4 separate regions of the Homo sapiens genome follow, and all the other regions are linked to region 1. Evidence: chromatin contacts called from ENCODE Hi-C data. All regions are on one chromosome and are shown on one strand. The core of a region is the stretch at or near the end of the contact, and the rest is flanking DNA. Distances in the headings are between cores, read along the strand shown.

Region 1 (2,559 bases), core at 36-2,535:
ATAAGCAAAACAGGAAACTTAATTTCTATTTTAATATAACAAACAGCAAATCGCCTAGACTGAAGAAGCATCTTTTCAGTCATCAATTGTCACACATCTTTGAAGAAATTCCCTGGGAGGAAAGAATGGCTTTTCCAAGTACGGTGACAGCAGTCCCTCGACTTACAAGCTTTCTCTGCTCCTCAAAAAACTCCAGAAGTGCCTGGGATTAACAGAAACTCCGTAAAACTTAAGGAGTGCTTTAGGGACAAAGCACTCTTCCCGCCTTGAAAATACAGCATTTACCTTCCCGTCACTAAGGGGCATTACCAAAAACTACTACACACACTACATCTAAGACACCCTCTCCACCAAACCAATTGAAAAAGTGCTTCATAACACACATACACACACGCCCCCCAAGTTTCCAAAAACAGCGGCCCGAGTGTACTTGGGATCAAACGCTGTGCGAGAAATGTCCAGGAGAACTACTGCTTATACATTACTCTTACCTTCATGACCACTCACGTTTTAAAATCGCACGTCCGGAACGCATCACATCCGACGTGCTTTATCCCCTTACCACACTAAGAACGCAAAGACTGGCGGCAAATCGGAGCAACTTACTTACCATCAATCTGAACACCCACCCCAAACCCTGCACCGTCTCCAAGGGGTAGAGGAACTGAGTACAAAGGCACTTGGTGGTTCCCTCTACCTTGGCACCTCTCTCTCTCCCACTGAGTCTCTGTAAATTCCAAAATACACCATGAAAATCTCCGCACAGAGCACTACCAGACCAGTCAGATGGAGAGTCGAGAAGTAATCGGTTTGTCCCTTCCACGGGGGCCTTGGAAACCCGGACCCTAAAAGCCAAAATGACCAGGGGGTGTGACCTGGGCTGCTCCCTCCCATTTACTCCCCTCACGGGAACTCCCTTGTCGTCGCGGCTACTCACCAGACCAGAGAGCACAGAAAGAGGCAGGAGACCAGGGCCAAGGCCCGCCGGTGCTTCTTCATCTTCTCCTCCTTCTTCCCCCTGCCAGAAGGCGGCACATCCTCCCGGCAGCCGCCACTGCCGAGGCCAAGATGGAGGAGCCGGAGCAGGAGCGCGAGAATGTGACCGATAGTCCTAAGGGCTATGGCGCTGGCTGAGCGGCTCCTCAGTGGCTCGCGTCCTGGCAGCCCTCTCTGAGGGCCCCACAGAGGCGCGGACAGGGGCGCTTCACAGGACTCCGGGGACCGCCGCCGCTGCAGCCACCGGCTCGTCCACGCCCGCCTCCTGCAGCCGCCACTGCCGCCCCATATCCTCCCCGCCCGCCGGGGGCCTTGCTCCGTGAGGCCAGCGACCAACGGCCGCCGCGTACTCGCCTCTCAACAGCCAATCGCCGGCGGGGCCGCGACACCTCACACACCGCTGAGCTGGAAAGGGACGCGTCACCCAAGTCCCGCGGCGCCCGCACCCCCACCAGCCTCTGCGCAGGCCACGCCCCCTTCGACGTCGCAGGCGGAGAAGCCGGAGGCAGGAGACCACAAAGCGCAGGAGCAGATGCTCTCGCCGCTCCGCCCGCCCCAGGTCCCGCCCACTTGCTGGCTTGCGTTCAGAAAGCCGGGAGGAGCCCAGTGATCCTCAGCATTTCCCCTTACAGTGGACCGCCCTTCGTCCCTCGCGCGCTGAGTCCGCGCAAGGGCCTTTGGGAGTTGTAGTTTGCCTTCCAGAATTCGTTTTTCTCTTTCCCAGTCCCTCCTAGAATCCATGGTTTTGTTAGAGAAGTCTATAGTTTCGCTGCTCACCACGAGACTGATCAGCTTTGGAACTGTTGCACTGTTTTCCTCTTTTGAGCACAGTTCGTGGAATGGCCTAGAATGACGTGTGTGTTGTGAGGGAAGCTGCACCAAGCCCTTTCCCTGTGGCAATGGACTGCCCCATTGAGCTAGATGTTGATTGGTAGATAGAAAGGGGCGTGCCAAGAATCCTCTCATCTGATTGGTTGCAGCGGAAAACCTTTCGCTTTTTCTTCTCTTCAGCAAGAATTTCGCCGCTTGCCGGGTTCCTCACTTTAAGTGTGCTTCGTTGCTTTTCGTTCTGTTGGTTTCGAACTTTGGGTTCTCTGCGATGGAGTCGGAAGGGAGGAGTTGTCCCCATTAGAGGAGCACCCACAGACGCTCCAAGTCCTGGGGTTCACCTAAAGTGGGGAAGGCAGTCGCTTACACTCACCTAAGAAGAGCAAAAAGTGACCACTTCTCAATACTAAGTAACGGGGCAGCATGCCCATTCCAAGTGTTTACGCCGCTGAGGGGACGGAGGCTGCAATGGTCTGTGCCTTGGAACATGGCATAATGTTTAGTGTGAAAAATGTTTAAAGGACGGGTTACTTATTGTTCATGTGGCCGTAGGGAAAAAACCCTCAGTAAAATGCCCACCTAACGCCTAATTTTGAGCCGCGGAATTTCCTTATGAACCTTCTAAGTTGAATTGGATGTTAATTATAGTCCCAAAGAACTGAATGATTTGATCCGCTCTGTGATTCTTGGATATAAGTCAATTTGATGTTAGAGAAATTATACAAAGGGTGATAA
Region 2 (2,559 bases), core at 41-2,540, 8.6 Mb before region 1:
TCAGCGCCCGCGGTCTCTGGGCGTCCTCGCAGCCGGGAAGGGCCTGGCCCTCACTTCGGGGACGCCCGCTGCTCCACCTCCTCCCCGCAGGGGGGCCAAGGGCTCAGAAGGCCACGATGGCTGTGCTCCAGGGGTTCATGTCTCTCAGCACCGGCTTATCGCAGCAGATCTGCCCGGGCTCGGCGGCTTCCGGACCGCTCTCCTCTCCCTCCTCTTCCTCTCTGCCGCCCCCGGGGCTTTTCCGTAGGAGTCCCGAGAAACTGGAACCGAAGATGCTGATGAGGTTAGCCACGTTCCCGGTCTCCATCTCCTCCGCGTCGTCGTCCTCTCCTCCACTCGGCGGCTGCTCTAAGTTCCGGCGGGGCTTCTTGAGCGGGGTCGAGCCGGGCGCCGGGCAGCCCGCTGGGCCGCCGCCCACCCCCGCCGCGCAGCGCTTCCTGGGGCACACCGCGGGCGGCGCGGGGGGCTCGTCCTCCGCTGGTTGCGGCGCGCAGCAGCAGGCAGCGCGGGGGGTCGCGGCCGGTGTACCCGGCGGGTCCTCCCCGCCTAGGGGGCAGCCGCAGGGGCGGCGCGCGGCACGAGATACCTCGGGGAAGACGCCCCAGCCTCCGGCGGTACCCTCGGCTTCTCTGGCCGCCGCCTGGCGCGGCCCCTCCACGCGGCTCCAGGCAGCTTCCGTCGCGTCCGCCTCTCCGCCCTGAAAAACGTCCCCGACTCCAGTCACCGTGGCCACCGGCACCTCGTCCCCTACCCGCGGCGCGTCTGAGACGGAGGAGCGCTCCGGCTGCGGCTCGGTCTCCGGCCAAGAGGCACGAGCGGCGGGCGGGGGCGGCTCTCCCCAGCCGGCGGGTGGCCCGGCCGCCGGCTCCCCGGGCTGCTGCTGCGGTGGCGGCGCCGGGGTCCCAGCGGGACCGGCCAGGTAGAGGCCGGGGCACGGGTCGCTCAGGTAGACTTGGCGGGCGCTGCGCAGCACCAGCGAGACCAGGAGGTTCTTATGCAGCTTGATGCCGCCGCGCTGGACCCGCGAGTTGTAGATCTTGCCCAGAGAGATGCTGACGATGCGATGAGCCTCCAGCTTGAACTCCATCTGCTTCCCCTGCACAGGGCCGTCGGCGCCGGGGTGACACGTTTGGAAATTGGGAGGGAACGGGAGGCGCAAACAAGTCCGCCCCCTGGGCACACCCTCGATCACCTAAGACTCCGAAGAGAAACGACTCTGGTGACGCGCGCGCTGCTCTACTAACCTCTCCAAACAAGACAACTTCCCCGTTTCGGGTCCGGTCGCTAAACAGGGCAGCCTGGCTGCCCCGCGCCTTATATAGGCTTCTCGACCGCCAATCACGAAGGGCCGCCAACCGTTCCGGGGCTGGCCGGCGCGCCCTCGTGCGCCGCGCACGGCCAATCGGAGCCCGAGGAGGGGCGCCAGGGCCCGTTCGAACGTTAGTCCCGCGGAGCAGGCTCTTAAAGGGGGCGACGGCTTGCGGCCGCAGACCAGGCCCGTGGGGAGTGAATGTTCGGGACGGTGCTCGAGAGCGCTACTGTTTGGAGTTACAGATTCTGGCTTGTGCGATGGCTTGCCGGAACCAAAGCGAACAAAATATTCGAACTTTCTTCCGAACACGGTGGTGGACTCTGTTCTGCCATAAAGTCCTGATCCTTCCCTGATCGACTCCGCCCTCACCAGCCACACCACCGTTTCCAGGCCGGCCACACCTGTAAGCGACCCCCCTCAACCCTGGCAAAAATAGAGATGGTGGCCATACGCGGCGGAGGACACCCCTGGATAACAAATAGTATTACTGCAAAGTATTTGGCAATCATTATTTTTGGATGAGCCGCTTTCCCCGCTAGAGTCACATACACTCTTAGCAGCTGTCAGTTCTAACCCCAAAGAAAAGGGGGATTCTAAAAGTTTTTGCCTAGGTTTTTGGCTTCTTTTCAAGGAATCGTGTCTAGATACAAAGTTATTGGTTGTCCTCTAAAGCTGGCATCTTTCACTTTGTTCTCTAGATTCTAGAACAAACCCAGTTATCAAATAAGTTAAATGGAAGATGTTACAGGTTCTCCACAATGATTTTTTTTTCCTTTTTTTTTTCCATTTCCATTTTTCCATTACAAGGACTGACCAGTCCACCCTTGGAAAAATCGAGCAAGTTCTGAAAATAAAAAGAAAGAAGTCCTGTGTTCCCATGATGATGTCATAATTTCATTTCGTGTCAAGGTAAAAATATAGTGCTAGGGAGTTCCAGAATTTTCTGGTCAGTCAACAACTTAGTCCATCTACTGGTCCTTATAAGTATATCAGGACACAATTACCACGGGGTTGCCCAGGGTCCTGGACTGGAAACATGGAGTCACTTCCAGTTAGTTCCACCGAAGCTCCACCACAGACCTGCCTGAGGACTCTGGGTAAATAACCTCAGGCCGCTTCAGTGTCTCCACTGCTGAAAAGGGGGAAGTCACATACACATCTGCGTTATTGTACAGACGATAAATGACAACTTCTCAGCCACAATCTGAATGAGAAAACTAAGCACTGCTTTCTTGGAGTCCATGTGG
Region 3 (2,559 bases), core at 34-2,533, 6.5 Mb before region 1:
CCTACAGTTTAAAGGCTAAAGGCTAAAAAAAACCCCACATTCCTACTTCCCTTCCAAGTGAGAAATCAAACCTCCAGAGGGAAGCTGGCTGGGTGGGGAAGATGCTGATATCTGGCACTAGACCCAAGTCGCAATAGCAAGCAACTCTCATTTTCCCAAATTAGAAACTCCTTATCCATCCCAATGATGGTATGGTCTTTAAAAGGACTAATAATTCCATTAAGACTAACCAAGCCCTGTTACCCCTACTTTCCCTCCAATCCATCCTTCTACCCCTTCTCTTCTTATCCGGAGACTGGCAGGTTAACAGAAGTCAGATTAGAATGAATCTCTTATCAGAACCCACAATCAAGGACGCAGCTCGACAACTATTCACATTCATCATTAAGGGAAACGTATCGGTCCGCTCTTAATCGCGGGGCCGTCACACCCGGAAATGAAATCTCAAGCGCAGCCCACTGAGGGCTAACACAGCATTCGTTAAGTTGTGCCCTTCTGCGAGCGCCCGGCGCAGGACCCCAGGAGACCGCGGGCCCCGGGCACGGTTGCCCCGCCTTCCGCCTCCGGCCTGCAGGTCACTCGCGCTTCCCGGCCACGAGGCGGGCCCAGCAAAGACCCCGCGAGGGCGCGCTCCCTGGGCTGCCTCAACGGGCGCTCCGGGGAACACAAGAGAGGCACCGGGGCCAATCGCCTCTGGGGACCGCGCAAGGGGACGAGAGACGGTCACTAGAAGGACCTCTGGCAGCCTGAGGCGGCCCCAGGTGGGCCCGCGCCTCAGGTGGGCCAGGGACGTGGCGGCCGAGGCCGCGTCCCTTCAGCCGCGACCGCACACAGGGACACGCGGCCCGAGCGGGTCTCCCAGGAAGCCTCGGGCCCTCGCCCGGGACCCGCCCGCAGCCACTCGGGGACGGCTCAGGGCACCCGGTGCCCGGCCCCTCAGGGAGGCGCCCCGCCCCCAGGCGGCCCCAGCCCGGCGCGCGCTACGTACCGTGCCCCGCCCGCGTGCCGGTCCGCATTTTCCCGCCCGCCGCGCCGGGGGCGGGGGTCGCGCGCCCTCCCCCGCCCCCGCGCCACTCACCTGTCGGGCCCTAGGCTCGCTCCATGGCCGCCCGCGCGGTGCGGTGCGGCGCGGCCCCGGCCGCCCCCGCCGCCTCCGGGGAGGGGCAGCCCCACGCCGCGCTCACCGCCCCCAGCCGCCGCCGCCGCCACAGCGGCTCCGGCCCACCCCCGGCCCGGCCATTCCCAGGCCACCTCTCGCCGCGCAGAGCGGCAGTCCCACACCCACCCCCCCGCCTCCGAGGCCCCCGGCTGTTGGTACCGTCCTAGCGTAGCGCCTGCCCGACGGCCAATCCCAGCGCTCGCTCGGCGCGGCCCCGCCCCCGCCCAGTAGGCGGCCCCTACCGGACCCGCTCCGGACTGCCCCCCTTAACCTCTTCCATACCGGGCCCGTCCGCTTAACTCCCTCGGCGCCGGCGCCGGTCTCCTGCCGGCCGCGCCGCCCTGCCCGCTTACATAAACTGGCCTCTCACTTCTCACTTCCTTCGCTCTTTTTTCTTTTTCTGTATTTGTCCTCCATCCCCCACCCCGTCTTCTCTTTTTCTTTCCTGCTTTTCTTAGGTAGGTAGGCAGCCAAGCAGCAGGACTGGAGAGTTGCGGTCCCCTAGGTCGAGTTCTGTTTGTGAGAAGCATTTTCCCTCCTCCTGTTGCCTTTTTAATTTGCCTTGACTTCTGCTCGGAACTTCTGCCTATCTAAATGTATCCCCCGCTTCTTTTGCCCAGAAAAAGGCTAGCCTTTCCACACTGAGTGCAAATGGCTCTTCATTCGGACCAGAGCGGAGCGTCCTGCTACATACTTTCAGGAGCATCTCACAAAATTATGATTCATTTACTGTAATATTAGTTGTTTTACATCTGTTTTTTGCTAAGGACCGTAAGCCCCATGAGGGCAGGTCAGTCGCTCCTGGGTCGCCAATGCCCGACCGTAGTGCACCCAGTGGGCGCGGATAAATCGTGTGAATGAAAGATTCTGCCTTCCCTTTGTTTGCTTTCAGCTGACTTATACAGAGCCGCCACTGTGTCCATCCATTTATTCACCATATACTAAAGCGCAAACTTAGTGTGCCTGACCCTGAAATATAATGCAGGTTACTCCATGGAATAAGATGCGTGATGGGGAAAGACTGAGCTGACACTTTTTCTTCAGGCCACATAGTTCATTTAATCAGTAAGGCGTACTGAACAGAATTCTTTCTTACTGGCTGTATGATACTGGATGTGCCAGTTAACTTTGCTGAGCATCAGTTTCCTTAACTGGAAAATGGGAGTTAATAACTTCACAGGGTTGTTGTAAGGATTAAGTTAGGAAATGTATGGGGAAAGTACTCTAAGATTATTGTGTATGATTAGGTGTTATTCGTCTGTATATTTGCTGAGCATTTACTATCAGGAGATCCTAGAGAAATAATTGGGCTTGACACTTGCTCCGGACAATGTAGTTAGGGAGGCAGCATTAATCACTGCAGGAGACGTACAGTCAAATGCAGAAGGCATTGTATTAGC
Region 4 (2,559 bases), core at 38-2,537, 5.3 Mb after region 1:
GGGGCACGCAGACCCCTGCGCGGGTTCCCCACCCCCGCCGCCCCAGGCCACCTCGCAGCGCCCACGACCGCTCACCCCTACCCACCTAGAGAGCAGGCCTGGCTTGGGTCAGGCCACCACATTGGGGACCAGTGGGGCGAGGCCGAAGTGCCTGGGGCCGTGACCCCCGGGCTCAGCCCCGCGCGGGGCGCGGGCAGGGAGCTCTCCCCGCGCGCACCCCCGGTTGCCCTGAGGGCCGCCCCCCAAGGCGGGCAGCGCCCCCCCGCCCGGGCCCGCTCCCGGGGGAAGACGCGTGCGGGTGTCCGGCCGCCGGGGTCCGCTCCGGCCCCGCCGCCTCCCCGGCATTGTGCTCGCCGCCGCCTCCATCCCCCTTCACGCCCCCCACCCCGCGCCCGCCCGGCCCCGGCCGCCCGCCCGCGCCCTACTGCGCCCCGCCGGCCCAGCAGCTATGAATATGTAAAATGTCTTTATTGTCCTCTCCCTCTGCCCCGGCCCCGCCGCCCCGCCGCGGACCCGCTCGGGTTCGGGCACGGCGGCGAGGAGGCGGCAGCGGCGGCCGGCAGAGGAGGAGGGCCGGTGCCGACGGGCAGACGGCGAGCGGCGGCGGGGTGGGCCGGGTGCAGGAGGAGGGCAGTGGATCGCAGCCCCCTTTGCCCCTTGTCTTCCCCCTCCGCCTGGCCGCTCCGAGCCTCTTTCCCCCTCCGCTCAGCGCCCGGCGGGGGCTCAATGCTCCCCGGCCCCCCATCTCCCCGCCGTTAATTATAATAATCCTGAGTACTAATAAATTATGCTAAGTCGCGGGGGGGGGCAGCGGGAGCCGGGGTTGAGTATGAATATGAATATGTAAAATGCTGTAATGATTACCTGCTGCTGCTGCCGCCGCGGCTGAACTCTCATCTTGACTCGCTGCTCCTCCGTCCGCCATTTTGAATATTTTAACCAAAATCGCCCGGTCGATAAACCCTCCCTCGCTCTGGCTCCCCTCCCCCCTCCCGCCCTGCTTGCCTCCTCCCTCCTCTCCGCCCCCTCCCGCTCCTTCCTCTCCCCGGGCGCGCGCCAGGGGGCGCGCGAGGCCGGCTCTGTTCGCCCCGGCCCCCTCAGAAGAGCTCCACCCCCTTCCCGCGCTCTGCGCACGCGCCTTCGGGGCGCTGTGGCCCTTCGGTAGCTAAAGCAGCGCCCTCAATCAGCCAGGCACCCTGTGGCTTCATTTTTCGTCTCGGCTCTGCGCATGCGCGCCTTTCTCCTGCCGCCAGAAGTGTCGCCGGCGCATGCGCTCCCTCTAGCTCAGAACCAGATTATATAGTATCCCGGGCGCCTGTGTCTTCTTACACTTCTCCCTTTTCCTCCCGCCTTGCTTCCCTCCTGGCTTCGCTCCGGTCTCCCCCAGTGGCCTGTGGCATTGTAAAAGCACGGCAAGGAGCGCAGCGGCCAGAAACGTGGGGGCGCGTGGAAGGGCAGTGAGCGGCCCGCGTGCCCTGTGCTCCGCACTTTCTTCAGGGTTTCCGCGCAGTTGAAACATTGGCAACAATGGATAAGCCGCTCCTCGCTAGGTAATTTCCGGCCCTCTGGGCAGGTAGGGGCGGAAACGACCGCCACGGGAGCCGGGCATGAGGCACCTGCTGAGCCACACGCGGGCCTCCCGCTTTAAATTTGAATCCGAGCTAATCCCCGCCCCCGGCTCTGCTAGTGCAGGAGACCCGGCCCCGGCAAACGCGAGGGGGAGTGTCGTGTGATTGTTTTAATTAGCCCTAAATCTCTTCTGCTCTACTTGCTTCTAACGCCAGGCTGGCTTCCTCGGGAGCTAGGCGTCTTATTAAGTCGCTAATTTCCGCCCTACCCTTCCTTTCTGCCTTCACGCCCCTCTAACGCCGCTCCCCCCAATCGAAACAGACCCCATATTCTGAGGCTTCCCCCCGCGCCTTCTTCCCGCCTTGGAACACCTTTTAAAACCTAGCAGTAAGCTGATGACTAATAAAAATGTCGAAATCGTAACTTCATCGTGAATTTTATTTTGCTGTGTTTCTCAGAGTAAATATGGTATTGGGGAAAGGTTTCGCGTTGCACATATCTTTCTTGGTAACTAGACATAATGTTGCTGAGTTTTCTTTATCTTAAATGGCGAAATTCCCTGGACAAAGTCCCAGGTCTAATTATTTTACGAATTTTTAAAGCCCTATTTTTGTTTGTTTGTTTGTTTTTTAAGAATAGAAAGGTGTATTTCATGGTAAGCAAAGTTTAAAAAAAATCAGCTCTAGTTAATCTGTCTTGAGAGATATGACTGAAGTTTAAATTGGGTAGAACTGCTGGTTCTACAATTAAAAACAAAACTGATTTCCAAGTGAGTGCAATTATTTTAATGGGTAAAGTTTTAATCATCAGTCCTAGAATGCTCGTTGGACTCCTTTAACTGTGCAAGTACAGTTAAAGCTATTGTCAGTGACAGGCAACGATTTGGGGGTGGGATTGATTTGTTCGTGGTAATTAAGCCTTAGGGTGTGTGCATGACTGTTTGAACCAAATAATTAGACCGCCCTGTAATCTAATTATTTAGAGCCACGC

What was found. A loop is a pair of places that touch in the nucleus more often than their neighbours do. Pooled maps may share reads with other maps.
Region 2: a pooled map shows a loop between it and region 1 (7-fold over the local background). The contact joins the promoter of IER5 here to the promoter of SUCO in region 1. A Hi-C loop is called at or near these places in 5 of 50 pooled maps.
Region 3: a pooled map shows a loop between it and region 1 (11-fold over the local background). The contact joins the promoter of FAM20B here to the promoter of SUCO in region 1. A Hi-C loop is called at or near these places in 8 of 50 pooled maps.
Region 4: a map of CD8-positive, alpha-beta T cell shows a loop between it and region 1 (17-fold over the local background). The contact joins the promoter of POU2F1-DT here to the promoter of SUCO in region 1. A Hi-C loop is called at or near these places in 2 of 168 maps with a recorded cell type or tissue (CD4-positive, alpha-beta memory T cell and CD8-positive, alpha-beta T cell) and 10 of 50 pooled maps.

What each region holds. Positions count from the first base shown.
Region 1 is chr1:172,531,876-172,534,434 of GRCh38, reverse strand. It overlaps SUCO (SUN domain containing ossification factor), which reads right to left and starts at 1,285. Exons shown (of 24, transcript NM_014283.5): 1 at 938-1,285. The coding sequence starts at 999. RefSeq lists enhancers at 897-1,056, 1,667-1,916, 1,977-2,086 and a silencer at 1,177-1,346.
Region 2 is chr1:181,087,431-181,089,989 of GRCh38, reverse strand. IER5 (immediate early response 5) reads right to left here and starts at 1,290. Exons shown (of 1, transcript NM_016545.5): 1 at 1-1,290. The coding sequence starts at 1,087. The coding sequence ends at 104. It overlaps LOC124904465 (a long non-coding RNA gene), which reads left to right and starts at 1,489. Exons shown (of 2, transcript XR_007066762.1): 1 at 1,489-1,715; 2 at 2,120-2,193. RefSeq lists silencers at 352-571, 772-931, 1,242-1,511.
Region 3 is chr1:179,024,618-179,027,176 of GRCh38, reverse strand. FAM20B (FAM20B glycosaminoglycan xylosylkinase) reads right to left here and starts at 1,283. Exons shown (of 8, transcript NM_014864.4): 1 at 1,079-1,283. RefSeq lists silencers at 497-1,236, 1,277-1,466.
Region 4 is chr1:167,219,264-167,221,822 of GRCh38, reverse strand. It overlaps POU2F1-DT (POU2F1 divergent transcript), which reads left to right and starts at 1,287. Exons shown (of 1, transcript NR_185889.1): 1 at 1,287-1,992. It overlaps POU2F1 (POU class 2 homeobox 1), which reads right to left and starts at 937. Exons shown (of 16, transcript NM_002697.4): 1 at 865-937. The coding sequence starts at 925. RefSeq lists silencers at 1-244, 465-614, 965-1,064 and an enhancer at 1,245-1,354.